Linked DNA regions of Homo sapiens: region 1 is linked to region 2. The links are chromatin loops, found by intact Hi-C in ENCODE. Cell type or tissue: GM12878. All regions are shown on one strand. Links, peaks and the distances in the headings refer to the core of each region. The heading gives the core; the rest is flanking DNA. Region 1 overlaps SMAGP (small cell adhesion glycoprotein). Region 2 has its middle 17 kb from the start of TMPRSS12.

The links. Peaks named below come from ENCODE experiments on the same cell type or tissue, not always from the same donor. Only the 100,000 strongest peaks of a DNase experiment are listed, where the experiment ranks them.
Region 1: a loop joins it to region 2, with 3 times the contacts of the local background. A loop is called at or near these places in 5 of 110 quality-filtered maps.

Annotation. Positions count from the first base shown.
Region 1 is chr12:51,249,455-51,257,792 of GRCh38, forward strand. All of the region lies in intron 2 of SMAGP (small cell adhesion glycoprotein), which reads right to left. Among named protein-coding and RNA genes, the nearest start is that of DAZAP2, 15 kb to the left of the region's middle. In GM12878, for the core only: a CTCF peak has its summit at 3,243; no DNase peak of the experiment used is centred there.
Region 2 is chr12:50,821,801-50,830,138 of GRCh38, forward strand. No RefSeq gene overlaps it. Among named protein-coding and RNA genes, the nearest start is that of TMPRSS12, 17 kb to the right of the region's middle. In GM12878, for the core only: a CTCF peak has its summit at 3,746 (motif pointing right); a DNase peak (open chromatin) is centred at 3,751.

The DNA.
Region 1 (8,338 bases), core at 230-8,229, 430 kb after region 2:
GTCAGAATTGAATTGGAAGACACCCTCTTGGTGTCTGCTGTGGAACTGCTTGCTTGCTTGCTGGTGCAGAGAAATTCTCAAATATTTTGGGGTCACAGAAGTCTTCTGTGTCAACTGTTGTGAGAGCTGAGGAAAAATGGTTTTAGAGTTTGTCTAGAACAGTTATACATTTTTTTTTTTTAAGATGGAGTCTTGCTCCATTGCCCAGGCTGGAGTGCAGTGGCGCAATCTCGGCTCACTGCAACTTCCACCTCCTGGCTCAAGCGATTCTTCTGCCTCAGCCTCCTGAGTAGCTGGGATTACAGGTGTGTGCCACCATGCCCAGTTAATTTTTGTATTTTCAGTAGAGACAGGGTTTCACCATGTTGGCCAGGCTGGTCTCGAACTCCTGGCCTCGAGTGATCCACCTGCCTCGGCCTCCCAAAGTGCTGGGATTACAGGTGTGAGCCACTGTGCCTCGCCTATACATATGGATTCATTCATCCATTCTCATCTGTTACCCACAGGAACTATATTAACCAACATTGCAGTTCTATTATGAAGATTAAATGAGAGAACATGTAAACATCATATAGTAGCTACTACTTAAATATTATTTAAGGTGACTTTGTTAATATGCTTAGTGATTAAAAGGGCCAGGCATGGTGGCTCATGCCTGTAATCCCAGCACTTTGGGAGACCAAGGTGGGAAGATCGCTTGAGGCCAGGAGTTTGAGACCAGCCTGGGCAACACAGTAAGACTCTGTCTACAAAAAAAAAAAAAAAAAAAATGTAAAAATTAGCCAGGTGTGGTAATATGCGCCTGTAGTCCCAGATACTCATGAGGCTGAAGTGGGAAGATTGCTTGAGCCCAGGGGGTTAAGCCTGCAATGAGCCAGCACTGCATTACTGAATTGTTGGGCAACAGAGTAATGAGACCCTGTCTCAAAAAAATAAATTAATTAAAGGGAGAGTTGCTCTGGGTTTGAATCCTGCCTAAGCATATTACTAGGTGACCTTGAGGAAGTTACTAAACCTCTCTGAACCTGGTTGTTGTTGTTGTTGTGTTTTTTTTTTGTTTTTTTTTTGTTGTTGTTGTTGAGACAAGGATCTCACTATGTTGCTCAGGCTGGAGTGCAATGGTGCAATCTTGGCTCACTGCGGCCTCAACCTCCTGACCTCAAGCAATCTTCCTGCCTTGGCCTCCCAAAATGCTGGGATTATAAGCGTGTGCCACCACACCTGGCAGTACCTCAGTTTCTTGATTTGTGAAATGGGAGTGTGGTGTACAGCTTCTAAGATGGCTCACAATGATTTCTGCCTCCTGGTATTGACATCTTTGAGCATGCCTCTCCTCTGGTATATGGGTTGAACCTGGTGACTTGCTTTTAACAGATGATGGCAAAAATGATGGCATGTAACTTCTGAGATTAGGTTATACAACACTGTGACTCCCATCAAAGGGAAGCCCTGAAGTTTATCTACCTGGTCATGACTTCACACATTTCACCATGCACTTTCCTCCCCAAATCGCCCAGGGCTGCAATCCATCTTCCTACCATGGATCTAGAGTTCTATACAGTTGTTCCTAGTTTTGCTTTCTTTAAACATTTTGAGAATTTAGGATGTACAAAGCATTGAGAAGATTAATGTATATCAGAAGCTTGAAGATGAGTAATTTGTGTTCAATCATCAACAGTAACTTACTTTGTACATTAGGTTTAGTGTGGTAGCTCACGCCTGTAATCCCAACACTTTGGGAGGCGGAGGCAGGAGGATTGCTTGAGGCCAGGAGTTTGAGACTAATCTGGACAATATAGCAAGACACCATCTCTATTTGTTTTTTAAAAATAATATATGGAGGAGGCTGGGTGCAGTGGCTCACGCCTGTAATTCCAGCACCTTGGGAGGCCAAGGCAGGTGGATCGCTTGAGCCCAGGAGTTGGAGACCAGCCTGGGCAACATAGCCAGACTCCCATCTCTACAAAAAAAAAAAAAAAAAAAAAGTTAGCCAGACATGGTGGCACACACCTGTAGTCCCAGCTACTCGGTAAACTTGAGGTGAGAGGATCACTGGAGCCCAGGAGGTCCAGGCTGCAGTGAGCTGTGATTGTGCCACTGTACTCTAGTCTGGGTGACAGAGTGAGACCCTGTTTCAGAAAAAAAAAAAAAAAGAATAAAGGTGGGAGGAAACCAGATGATCACAATTAAATACAGACAGTTGTGCTACAAAGTGCTTCTTTAACATGAACTGGCTCACTGGTGATAGGTAACTTAAGGGAACGATGTCAGTGTAATGCAGAAGTCATGTTGGTTTATATGTGACTTCTTTATTTTTAGTTTATTTTCAGTTATCTATTCTTTAATTTTTTTAAATTGAGCAGCCCCTAGAACCAAAAGAGGTTCAGAGGACTCCCCACCCTCTTTAGCTTTAATGTTTAACATGATCAGAAGCAAGCTTTCTCACAACTAGAGAATATTTTAGCCATACAGGAAGACCTTAAGAAAAAAATTCTACAGAATGCCTTGCTGCGATGCAGCTATTGGTCAGTTTCCACTTATATGAAGCCATCTGGTGAAGCAGAAAGTGCAGATGAAGAAAGGTGCAAAGAAATTTACCTCAATATTTAAACGATGACAAGAAGGCAGACTCTACATCAGATTTTTTTTTTTTTTTCCAGACAGAGTCTCGCTCTGTCACCCAGGCTGGAGTGCAGTGGCGCGATGTTGGCTCACTGCAACCTCTGTCTCCCAGGTTCTAGCGATTCTCCTGCCTCAGCCTCCCGAGTAGCTGGGACTACAGGCGCATGTCACCACGCCCGGCTAATTTTTTGTATTTTTTAGTAGAGACGGGGTTTCACCATATTAGCCAGGATGGTCTTGATCTCCTGACCTCGTGATCTGCCCGCCTCGGCCTCCCAAAGTGCTGGGATTACAGGTATGAGCCACTGTGCCCGGCCTATTATTATTATTTTTGAGGCCAAGTCTCACTGTGTCACCCAGGCTGGAGTGCAGTGGCTTCATCTCGGCTCACTGCAACCTCCGCCCCCTGGGTTCAAGCAATTCTCCTGCCTCAGCCTCCCAAGTAGCTGGAATTACAGGCATGTGCCACCACACCCGGCTAATTTTTGTATTTTTTAGTAGAGACAGTTTTGCCATGTTGGCCAGGCTGGTCTCAGACTCCTGACCTCAGGTGATCCGCCCTCCTCAGCCTCCCAAAGTGTTGGGATTACAGGCGTGAGCCACATCGCCCCCCGAAGGACAATTTAAAAAGCATTATATTTGCAACAAGAACAAAGAAAAAGCTAGGCTTCTTTGGGCCTGAGGGGTCAGGTTGGAGGTAACAGAGAAAGCAGAATTCCCTCAGGCCTTTTCACCTCTGTTTCCTATCAAAGAGAATCATTTTTTTGCACTAAGGAGCAGTGGAGCCTTTGGGGACATGGGGGAAGTGAGCTCAAGAGAAGCAAAGAAACCCAGCAAGCACCAGACTAATCTAAAAGGGACCAGATATGACAGCCAAAGGCACTGCAAGAACTTGTAAATGGGATTTCTGTTGGTGACATAGGAGCTTCTGAGAAAGAGAAAGGGGTCGGGAACCTGAAGGGGCCATGGAAGGAAGGTGGAGTCCATAAAGCAATGGTGAGCTTGATGTGACTCCCCAGCAAAGTTCTAGAACACACTATTACGGCCTGTTTGGGGGGCTTTGAACTCGAAACAGCAAGCATTAGAAGTCAGAATGGGACTACTGAGAGCAAGCTGGGTCAGATAAGCTGCACAGCCTTCTTAGACTGAGATTCCAGGTTCCTAGACAGGGAAATTAAACAGTTAGTTCAACAAGAATTTACTGAGTGTGTACTCTGTGCCAGGCTCTGGGCTTCTATCAGTGAACAACACAGGCAAAAACCCTTACCTTTAAAGTTCCTGCCAGGATTAAACAGAATTACCCAGCAATCTCATTGCTGGGTGGGTATGATCCCGCAATCCCACTTCTAGGTATATACCCAAAAGAAATGAATGGACTTCAACTGATACTTGTATATCATGTTCATAGGAGCATTATGCAATAGCTAAATAAAAGGTGAAATAACCCAAATGTCCAACAGTAGATAAATGGATAAACAAAATGTGGTATATACATACCCTTAAAGAGGAAGGAAATTCTAAAAAAAAACAAAAAACAAAAAAGGAAGGAATTCAGACATATACTACAACATGGATGAACCTTGAGGACATGACACTAAGTGAAATAAGCCAGGCACAAAAGGACAAACATTCCAGCCTGGCCAACGTGGTAAAACCCCGTCTCTACTAAAAATACAAAAATTAGCCGGACGTGGTGGCAGGTGCCTGTAATCCCAGCTACTTGGGAGGCCAAGGCAGGAGAATCACTTGAACCCGGGAGGTAGAGGTTGCAGTGAGCCAAGATCATGCCACTGCACTCCAGCCCAGGCGAAAGAGCGAGACTCTGTCTCAAACAAAAAAAAAGAGGACAAACATTGTATGATTCCACTTATATGATGTGCTTAGAGCAATCAAATTCATAAGACAGAAAGTACTACAGGAGATTGTAAGGGGCTGGAGAAGGGGAAAATGGGGAGTTAATGTTTAATGAGTATAGAGTTTTAGTTTGGGAGGATGAAAAAGTTCTGGAGATGCATAGTGGTGTTGGTGAAGGTATAACAACATGAATGTACTTAATACTGCTGGACTGTACACTTGAAAATGGTTAAAATGGTCAATTTTATGTTATGTATAATTTTACCACAATTAAAAAACCCTCTGTTTATATAATTTACATTTTTAGAGGGGGAAGACAGACAATAAATAAAATAAGGCCGGGCGCGGTGGCTCATGCCTGTAATCCCAGCACTTTGGGAGGCCGAGGCGGGTGGATCATGAGGTCAGGAGTTTGGCACCAGCCTGACCAACATGGCAAAACCCCGTCTCTACTAAAAATACAAAAATTAGCTGGGTGTGGTGGCGTATGCCTGTAGTCCCAGCTACTCAGGAGGCTGAGGCAGGAGAATCACTTGAACCCAGGAGGCGGAGGCTGCAGTGAGCCGAGATTGCACCACTGCACTCCAACCTGGGTGACAGAGAGAGACTCCATCTAAAAAAAAAAGTAAAAATAAATAATTAAATAAGTAAAAGATATGCTATATTAGACGTTAATTAGCGCTATGTAGAAAAATAAGCAGAAAAGAGGATGGAAAGCTGGGATGTGGTTGGAGTTGTGGTTTTAGAGAAGGTTGTCAGGGGAAGCTTTACTGATGAGGTGACTTGAGTGAAGACCTAAAGAAGGTAAGGGAGGCAGTCATGCAAAGAGCTGATTGAGGAACATTCCAGGCAGAGGGGACAGCAAGTTCATGGGAGGGCTGTCCACAGCACTGAAAAACACCCCGGGGCCAGGCATGCTTGGCCTGTTAAATGCACAGTATGGAGGCCCCTGAGTGGGAGTAACGGGGAGAGGAGGAGCAGAGAAAGTCAAGGAGGCCTGTACAACACAGGCCTTGTAGGCCAAGGTAAGGGCTTTTTCAGGGAGTGAGGTGGGAAGCTTTTACAGGTTTTTGGGCAGAGACTGATCAGATTTTTTTTATTATTTATTCACTTACTTATTTTTGAGACAGGGCCTCAGTCTGTCCTCCAGGCTGGAGTGCCATGGTATGATCATGGCTCACTGCAGCCTCCACCTCCCAGGCTCAAGCGATCCTCCTGCCTCAGCCTCTGGAGTAGCTGGGAATACAAGCGTGCACCAACACGCCTGGCTAATTTTGTTATTTTTTGGAGAGACGGGGTCTTGCTATGTTGCCCAGGCTCGTCTCAAAACTCCTGGGCTCAAATGGTTCTCCCTCCTTGGCCTCCCAAAGTGTTGGGATTACAGGCATGTGCCACTGTGCCTGGCCTAGGTTTGTGTTTTAAAGCAATGCTTCTCAAACTTTCTTGTGCATAACAATCTCCTACAGATCTCGTTAAAATGCAGATTCTGATTCAGGAGATCTGAGGTGGGGCCTGATTTCCAAAGACCACACTTGTGAAACCCTGAGACCACCATGTTGAGAGGAACCCCAATCCTGCCTGCTAGAGGATGAGAGGCCATATGGAGGAAAACCAAGCACCCCAGGCTCAGCTGACTGCCAGACATGTGAGGGAGACCATTTTGGCCCTTCTAGTCTAGCAGACCTTCCAGCAGCAATACATGATTGAAACAGGGATTGATTTGAAAGGATCCCTCTGACTACAGTGTGGACAATAGGCTGTGGGAAGGTGGCACACGTGCAGAAGCAGGGTGTACCCTGCACAAGTGCACAGTTGCATCTGCCAAAAGGTGTGCCTTTTTCTTTTTCTTTCTTTTTTTTGAGACAGGGTCTTGCTCTGTTGTCCAGGCTGGAATACAGTGGTGTGATCTCAGCTTATTGCAGCCTCCGCCTCCCGGGTTCACGCAATTTTCCTGCCTCAGACTCCCAAGTAGCTGGGATTACAGGCATGCACCACCATGCCTGGCTAATTTTGTATTTTTAGTAGAGACGGGGTTTCACCATGTTGGCCAGGCTGGTCTTGAACTCCTAACCTCAAGTGATCTGCCCACCTTGGCCTCCCAAAGTGCTGGCATTACAGGTGTGAGCTACCGTGCCCAACCCCTTTTTCTAATTTCCACGACAGCATTGATTGCTTTTGCAGCAGCTCAGTGAGAAAGTGGTGAGATTCTGAATATAATCTGAAGCAAAGACGGACAGGATTGGATGTGGGGTGGAGTCAAGGGTGAAGGCATGGAGTTATGTGAGAGGGGTAAGCCTGCAGGGGGAACAAATTTGGAAGAAACATGATTGCTTACTAGATATCAAAGTTCAGATATGAAGATTAGAATTTGGAGGCCAGGTGCGGTGGCTCACGCCTGTAATCTTAGCACTTTGGGAGGCTGAGGCCAGAGGATCACTTGACCTCAGGAGTTCAAGAGCAGCCTGGGCAACATAGTGGGACCTCAGCTCTATTTAAAAAAACACAAACAAGCCGGGCGCGGTGGCTCACGCCAGTAATCCCAGCAATTTGGGAGGCAGAGGCAGGCGGATCACCTGAGGTCAGCAGTTCAAGACCAGCCTGACCAACATGGAGAAACCCCATCTCTACTAAAAATACAAAATTAGCCGGGGTGGTGGCGCATGCCTGTAATCCCAGCTACTCGGGAGGCTGAGGCAGGAGAATCGCTTGAACCCAGGAGGCGGAGGTTGCGGCGAGCTGAGATCGTGCCATTGCACTCCAGCCTGGGCAATGAGAGCGAAACTCCGTCTCAAAACAAACAAACAAACAAACAAAAAAAACACAAACAAACAAAACCTCCCCCCCACCCAAAAAAAGATATATATATATATTCTTATATATGGTACTAGAGGTTGAAAAGTCATTAGATATTTAAGACCATAGACTGGGTGAGATCACCCAGGAGTAAGTGCAGATAAAGAGAACCCAAGACTGAGCCCAAGGAGACTGGGGAGTAGCAGCCAAACAGCTTTTGCCATGCAGAGATCATAAACGACCTTTACAAGAGAAGTTTTGGTGAAGTGCTGGATACAAACCCGTAATTTAGGGTGGGTTCAAGGAAGAAATGGAAGGAGAGGAACTGAAGGCAGAATATAAATAAATGCTTACACAAAATTTCTCTGTAAAGGTGAGTAGAGAAAGGCTGTGACTGGAGGGGAAAGGGAGTTCAAATTTGTTTGTTTTTCTGATGGGAGAAATGCCAGCATGTTTGCATACAGATGAGAATGACCCAGATGAGAGGCACAATTGATGATGCACAAGAGTCCTTGAAGGGATGAGATCTAGAGCACAGAGGGGCTGGGGGGCTGGCTGCAGACAGCAGCAGAGACAGTGCCATTGGAATAGGAGGAAAAGCAGAGTATATGGGCACAAATGCAGGTGGCAGGTTGATGGTGAGGGTGCGAGCCTTTGGCAGTTCTCTTCTGATAACTTTAATTTGCTCAAGAAAATAGGATCTTAACTGGGCCCAGTGGCTTGTGCCTATAATCCCAGCACTTTGAGAGGCCGAGTGGGGAGAATTGTTTGGGGCCAGGGCCAGGAGTTCAAGACAAGCCTGGGCAACATAGTGAGACCTTTGTATACATTTTTTTTTTTTGAGACAGTCTTGCTCTGTCACCCAGGCTGGAGTGCAGTGGTGCCACCTTGGGTCACTGTAACCTCCTCCTCCCAGGTTATAATGATTCTCTTGCCTTAGTCTCCCGAGTACCTGGGATTACAGGTACCCACCACTACACTTGGCTAATTTTTGCATTTTTAGTAGAGATGGGGTTTCACCCTGTTGGCCAGGCTGGTCTCGAACTCCTGACCTCAGGTGATCTGCCTG
Region 2 (8,338 bases), core at 59-8,058:
AACTTGCTATTTTACTTATCAATTTACTCATTTATATATTATATTGATAGAAATAGATTATTGTCCACAAACACATATAGGGCATATAAGATATTCCTTTAATATTGAACAGAGCAGGAAGAATGGGCATTTGTTAGCATTTTGGAATTCTTACTGTATTTATTCATTCAGCAATTATTATATTGCAACTACTAGGTTAAACCTGCATTCTCCAATTAAAATATGAGGTCACAGTAGTGATATAAAAATGTGTATTAGGCCAGGCGGGTGGCTCACACCTGTAGTCCCAGCACTTTGGGAGGCTGAGGCATTGGGATTGTGTGGCACCAGGAGTTTGGGACCAGCATGGGCAACATGGTGAAACCCTGCCTCTACAAAATGTGCAAAAATTAGCTGGGCAAGGTGGCAGGAACCTGTAGTCTCAGCTACTCGGGAGGCTGAGGTAGGAGGATAGCTTAAGCCCAGGAGGTCAAGGCTACTGTGAGCTGTGATTGCACAACTGCACACCAGCCTAGATGACAGAGCAAGACCATGTCTCAAAAAATGTGTATTATGGCTTGGAATTATATAATGAGTTGTCATGATGGCAGTTCAAATTCCCACAAAAGATGCTATAAAGCTGATAAAAAGTGAATTAGACTAAGGGCTTGACAGCTACTTTAAAGGAAAAATCACAGGTTATAGTAAAACAAAAATTATTTCATAGCTTTACGAAGTACATCAAAACCTAATCATAATAATCATTACATTATTTACTCTGTTGTACAAAGTAGAGTTTTTTTGTCGTTTGTTTGTTGTTTTTTTGAGACAGAGTCTCGCTCTATCACCCAGGCTGGAGTGCAGTGTCCCACTCTTGGCTCACTGCAACCTCCGCCTCCTGGGTTCAAGCAATTCTGCCTCAGCCTCCCAAGTAGCTGGGATTACAGGCGTGCGTCACCACGCCAAGCTAATTTTTGTATTTTTAGTAGAGGCGGGGCTTCATCATGTTGGCCAGGCTGATCTCGAACTCCTGACCTCAAGTGATCCGCCCACCTTGGCCTCCCAAAGTGCTGTGATTACAGGTGTGAGCCACCTCGCCTGGCCTGTTTTTAATAAGTACTGTTTGTTTTACTATAAAAGTGAAGGAACGCATACCTCAAGGTAGTAGAATTCAGAAGGCTGTTCTAGGAGAGTTTGGCAGGAATTTTTGAGGGACAGTCATTTGGAGGAGGTTTAGGCCATTTAACACCCCCTCCTCCCACTTTTTTTTTTTTCTTCTGGAGACACAGTCTTGCTCTGCTCTGTTGCCCAGACTGGAGTGCAGTGGTGCAATCTTGGCTCACTGCAACCTCCATCTCCCAGGCTTAAGTGATTCTCGTGCCTCAGCCTCCCGAGTAGCTGGGGTTTATAGGCCTGTGCCACCACACCCGGCTAATTTTTGTAGTTTTTAGTAGAGGTGAGGTTTCTCATGTTGGCCAGGCTAGTCTCGAACTCCTGGCCTCAAGTGATCCACCCACCTCGGCCTCCCAAAGTGCTGGGATTATAGGCATGAGCCACTGTGCCTGCCATCCCCTCCTCCCACTTTTGAGAGAGAGATTCTGATAACCATCTCCCTTTATTGGTGTAAATTTTTTTGTAGCAGACATAGGTAGGCATTAGAGACCGTATCTCTCTGCCATTGCGTGGTTGAGATCCTTTTCCTCTCTCTATATAGAGGAAATATATAAATATATGTATATTTTTATATATATAATCTATTATATATAATATAGATTATATAATCTATATTATATAATCTATATTATATATAATATAGATTTTATATATATAATCTATATTATATTATATATAATATATATTATATTATATATAATATATATTTTAATTATATATATAATAAAAATATATAATTAAATTATATAATATATATATAAATATATATATATTTTCTTTTTTTGAGGTGGAGTCTCACTCTGTCGCCCAGGCTGAAGTGCAGTGGCACGATCTTGGCTCACTGTAATCTCTGCCTCCCGAGTTCAAGCGATTCTCCTGCCTCAGCCTCTCGAGTATCTGGGATTACAGACGTGCGCAACCATGCCTGTCTAATTTTTGTATTTTTATTAGAGACGGTTCTGCCATGTTGGCCAGGCTAGTCTCGACCTCCTGACCTCAGGCGATCTTGGCTGGGAATACAGGCGTCAGCCACTGTGCCTGGCCTTCCCTCAATATTGATAGGGTTACATGCAGCAGTTTGCTGCCTTCAGTAAGTGTATATAACAATTTTTAACTGGTAAATTATGTATCAATCTAAAATTGTTTTAAGTCCAAGGTTCCCTATGTACATAATATACATAGTCATGTAATTTCCTTAATACTAAAATTTATTGAGTGCTTAGGCGCCAGGAAATGTGTTCAGGTAATGCTAAAGTAGTGCCATTCATACATTCAGCAGATACTTATCGAAGGCCTTTTCTATTCCAAGCATTACTAGGAAAAAAGTGATGAACGAAGCCGTGTTACAGCTCGTGTTGAACTTAGGTCTTAATGTCATCCTTGAGACTGGTATTTGCCTAAGGTTATATAAGCATTATTAAGGGATCTAAGATTTAAACCCAATTTCTAACTGCCCACTCTAAAATATTAATAGTAGTCCCTCCCCAGTACCCCTAACACAACCCTTATTAAACTCTAGGAGGAGACTGTCTAATTTTGTGCTCTGCTATCTCCCCACAGTCTAGGAAACCATCCCCACAGTCTAATCTAGTTCACTGGAGGGCTTCATAATGCAGATGCTCCTTTACTGTTTTATTGTTTGTGGTTTTTGTTGTTGTTGTTGCTGTTGTTTATTTGAGACGGAGCTTTGCTCTTGTTGCCCAGGCTGGAGTGCAATGGCGTGATCTCAGCTCACTGCAACCTCCGCCTCCCGGGTTCAAATGATTCTCCTGCCTCAGCCTCCGGAGTAGCTGGGATTACAGGCACGTGCCACCACGCCTGGCTAATTTTTGTATTTTTAGTAGAGATGGGGTTTCACCTTGGTCAGGCTGTTCTCGAACTCGTGACCTCAGGTGACCCACCCGCCTTGGTCTCCCAAAGTGCTGGGATTACAGGTGTGCACGCCTGACCTCCTCTACTGTTAATGATGGAGTTATATCCTGATAAACCCATGGTAAGTTGAAAGTATTGTAAATTAAAAATTCATTTAATACACCTAACCTAGCAAACATCATAGCTTAGCCTGGCCTACCTTAGACGTGCTCAGAATGCTTAGATTACCCTATAGGTAAATCATCTGGCAACACAGTAGACTGCAGAGTAACAGTTGTTAACCCTCTTGATCACATGGCTGACTGGGAGCTGCGGCTCTCTGCCACTGCCCAGCATTGCCAGAGTATTATACTGAATATCACCAGCCCAGGAAAAGATCAAAATTTGAAGCGTGTTTCCTAATGAATGAGTATCGTTTTCACACCATCATAAAGTCAAAAAATTGTAAGTTGAACCATTGTAAGTTGGGAACTTTGTTAAATCAATGAAGGTCTGAGTTCAAACTCACTAAGGTACAGACAGGTTTGAAACTTTGCCCAAGGTTACACAGTAAATAAGAAAACCAGGGTTCATACCTAGGTCTGATAAACTCCAAAGTTGTTTTAACTATCAGAATATACCTTCTTTCTTACGTGTGGTGTGGAAGAGTCTGAAAAACTTTATTCCATTGCGTCATAACCTATTATGAAAGACTTTAAAGGTTTTATTTAAATGTGTCCACTAGATGGCAACCCTCCATTTTAAAATCACAGAAGTTTTACACACTGATTTACACAGCTCTAACTCCAAAATTACTTTTTTTCTTTCCTGTTTTTTTTTTTTTTTTTTTTGAAACATGGTCTTGCCATGTTGCCCAGGTTGACCTTGAACTAGTGAGCTCAAGCAGTCCACCTACCTTGGCCTCCCAAAGTGCTGAGATTAGAGGCATGAGCCACCATGCCCAGCCCAGTCCCTGTTTTAATATTTACACAGATCCATAAATAATGCATGCTGGATTGCAGTATTTTTTTTAGAAGTTTATAAATGGTACCTTAATACTGTATCATTCCATAAATGAACGATCAAGTAGACCAGAGGAAATTTAGTGAGGAACGTAGGTATGGTGATTTAATAATTAATTTTGGAACAAAATGATCAAAGTTTTGCCCAACTGACAGCTCTTAGAATTTAATGCCGCATCTGGGGAAAAGGCTTGCCAATTTTTTTTTTTAATTCAGAAAAGCTGCAAATAACATAGGCTAAGTTTACAAAACATTTAAACAAAAACTGCCTTAGAGTTCTTAGCAATAAATTTTTTAAAAGGAAAAGGCCACATCTTGCCAGCTGTAGTCAAAGATAATCAAAATAAATGGAATTCCTATGAATTAACTATGTACTAAGTATTGTGGTAGGTGAAGGATGCCAAATACATATGAACCATGGTTTTTCACAAGCTCAAACTCTGCTTCTGGAGATGACAAAAGAGAACAAAAGGGCCCTCAACTTTTCACTTTATCATTGTGCACAAACACCTAGAATTCTATACCCAGTAAAAACACTCATCAATCCAAAAGACAAGAAAGGAGAGAAAAAGAAAGAAACAGGTGGGACAAACAGCCCAAAATAAGATGGTAGAAATCAATCCATATGTATCAATAATCATAATAAATGTAAACAAACTGGGCATTTTAGTTAAATGACAAAGATTGTCAGGTTGAATTAGGAAATAATATCTAACTATATGGTACTTATAAGAGGTAAATCTAAAATATAAGGAAACAGCAGGGCTGAAGACTTGGTACTTTAAGTAAAAACATGGAAAAAGTTATACCAAATATTAGCCAAAAGCAAGCTGGCATAACTATATTGAACAAGATAGACTTTAAAGCAAAAATAATTACTTGGGACAAAATCAGCCACTAAAAAAAATAAAAGACTCAGGTCTGGCGTCATGGCTCACACCTGTAATCATAGCACTTTGGGAGGCCGAGGTGGGCGGATCACCTGAGGTCAGGAGTTCGAGATCAGCCTGACCAATATAATGAAACCCCATCTCTACTAAAACAATAAATAAATAAAAAATACAAAAATTAGGCAGGCATGGTGGCATATGCCTATAATCCCAGCTACTCAGGAGGCTGAGACAGGAGAATTGCTTGAACCCAGGAGGCAGAGGTTGCAGTGAGCCAAGATAATGCCATTGCATTCCAGCCTGGACAAGAGTGAAACTGCCTCAAAAAAAAAAATTTAAAAATAAAAATAAAAGATTCAATTAACCTAGAAGATAAAACACATCTAAACTTCAGCACACCTAATACAGGACCTGGATGTTAAGCAAAATAAATATGAGAAATTTTTTTAAAACTACAATCTTAGTAGATTTTTAACATAGCTCTCTTATAATTGATATAAAAGGCAGGAAAATATCAGCTAAGATGGGGAGTTGAACAATGAGTAAACTTGACCTAATAGATATACTGAATTTCATCAATTGTAAGGCACCACTGATTGTAAGGCACACTATTATTTTAAATACCACTAAGAAAGAAAAACCACTGCCAAGTAAACTATGCCATTGTCATTGTGGTAAGATGCATGCTGATTCCAGAGATGTTTAAATGTGATCTGTGTGCACCTATAATCAGTGAAATTCGAGGCAGAATACACTACACAACTTCAGATAGTTCTTTTCAAACACGAGTGTTTATGAAAACATACCACATATTGGACAATAAAGTAAGTCTCAACAAATAATTTTCAAAGGATTGGTTTCACAGAGACCATATCCCGCCGATTTATATGTGTTTATCCTTTCAACAAAATCATACTATCTTGATTACTGGAGCTTCATAAAAAGTCTTGAAGTCCAGTTATGTAAGTTCTTTAAATTTTGTTGTTTTTAAAAAAATTATCTTGGCTATTCTAGTTCCTTTGTCTTTTTATATAAATTTTAGAATCAGCTTGTCTATATTCACAAAAAAAAAGCCTGCTGGGATTTTGATTAGAATTGCTTTAAACCTATGTACAATTTGGGAAGAACTGGTATCTTAACAATATTGAGTGTTTCCCATGAACACAATCTCTCTCTCTCCATTTATTTAGTTTATTTGGTGAGGTCATGTGTTCCTGGATGGTGTTGATGCTTGTAGATGTTCTTTGCTATCTGGGCATTGAAGAGTTAGGTATTTATTGTAGTCTTCACAGTCTGGGCTTGTTTGTGCCCTTCCTTCTTGGTAAGGCTTTCTAGATATTTGAAGGGACTTGGACCCCAAGCACAATAACGCCGTGGTTTTTGTAGGCTTACAGAGGTACCGCCTTGGTAGTCTTCGATAAGATCCAGAAGAATTCTCTGGATTACCAGGCAGACTCTTGTTCTCCTCCCTTACTTTCTCCCAAACACACAGAGTCTGTCTCTCTGTGCTGAGGCATCTGGAACTGGGGCTGTGGTGATGCAAGCACCTCTGTGACCACCACCACTGGAACTGCACTGGGTCAGACCTGATGCCAGCACAGCATTGGGCTTTGCCCAAGGCCCTTCCCTTCAAGGTGGCAAGTTTCCCTAAGCCCAGGCATGTCCAGAGATGCTGTCTGGGAGCCAGGGATTGGAGTCAAAAACTTTAGCAATTTACCTGATGTCCTATTCTACTGTGGCTAAGCTGGTACTCAAACCACAATACAAAGTCCTTCCCACTCTTCCCTCCATTTTCCACAGGCAACGGAGCCTCTCCCTGTGGCCACCACCACCACTGGCCCATGGGTGGTTCTGCCAGGCCACTGCCGATGTTTGCTTAAAGCCCAAGGGCTCTTCTATCAGCTTGTGGTCAATGCTGCCAGGTCTGGGACTCACCCTTCAGGGCAGTGGGTCCCCCTCTGGCCCAGGACAGGTCCAGAAATGCTATCCAAGAGCCTAGCCCCGGATTCAGGGAACCCCAAGAGCTTGCTTGTTGCTCTAGCCTACTGTGGCCGAGCTGGTACCTCGGGTGCAAGAAAAAGTCCCCTTTGCTTTCCCCTCTACTTTTCTCAAACACAAGGAGTCTTTCACCATAGCCACCACAGCTGGGAATGTGCTGGGTCTCCCTTGAAGCCAGCATGTTTCTTTAGTCAGCAGGTGATAAATCCTGCCAAGATTGGATCCTTCTCTTCAAGGCAGCAGGTTCCCTTTTGGCTCAGGGTGTGTCTAGAAATGTTGTCTGGGAGCTCAGGCCTAAATGGAGGCCTCATGACTCTGCCCAGTGCCCTACCCTTCTGTGACTGAGCTGGTATCCAAGATGCAAGACAAAGTCCTCTTTACTCTCCGCTCTCCTCTCCTTAAACAAAGGAAGGACTCACTTTCGTTGCTATGAGATGTACTGCCTGGGGCTGGGGGAGGGATGGTGCTAGCCCTCCCTTAGCTGTGCCAGCTGGTGTCACCTGAGGTCATGTGCCACCCTAGTTCACTGTCTCTAAGCCCAGCCTAGCACTAGGGGTTGCCTAGGAATTGCAGTCCTTGTGTCCTAGACTGCCTTTCAAGTATACCTGGGACTCCAGAGCACTACAGCCCGCGGTGGTGAGGCTTGCTGTGAAACTCAAATTCCAACTGCTGGGATGGGCAATTTTTCCTAGCCCCGGCTAGGGCTGGTCCAAATGCCCCCTCTATGCATGGGCACTGGTTCCACTCTCACAGGTCAGCACTGAGTTCAGTGTAAAGTCACTGTCACTCCCCAAAGCACACAGATGCTCTCTGTGCGCTGCAAGGCCACTGCCAGGGGACTCTGGAGGGGTGTTAGACTCAAGATTGTCTCTCCTGCCCTCCTAATGCCTCTTTTGGCAATGCGAAGTTAAAACCAGGTACTGTGACTGCTCACCCAATTTTTATTTCTTGTGACAGTGCTTTTCTGTGTGCAGTTAGTTGTTAAATTTGGTGCTCCAGTGGATGGGAGATGAACAGTTTAGGCTTCTATTCTGCCATCTTGCTCTGTGCCTCTCTCCATTTATTTAGATCTTTGAGACAGGGTCTCACGCTGTCACTCAGGCTGGAGTGCAGTGGTGCCATCACAGCTCACTGCAGCCTCAACCTCCCCAGCCTCAAGCGTTCCTCCTACCTCAGCCTCCCAAGTAGCTGAGACTACAGGCACGTGTCACCACACCCAGCTAATGTTTTCGTATTTTGTAGAGATAGGGTTTCAGCATGTTCCTCAGGCTGGTCTCGAACTTCTGGGCTCAAGTGATCTGCCTGCCTTGGCCTCCTGAAGTGCTGGGATTATAGGTATGAGCTACCTGCCTGGCCTTATTTTCTAATATTGAACCACCAGTCTTGTATTCTCAGAATAACCACTACTTGGTCATGATATATTAT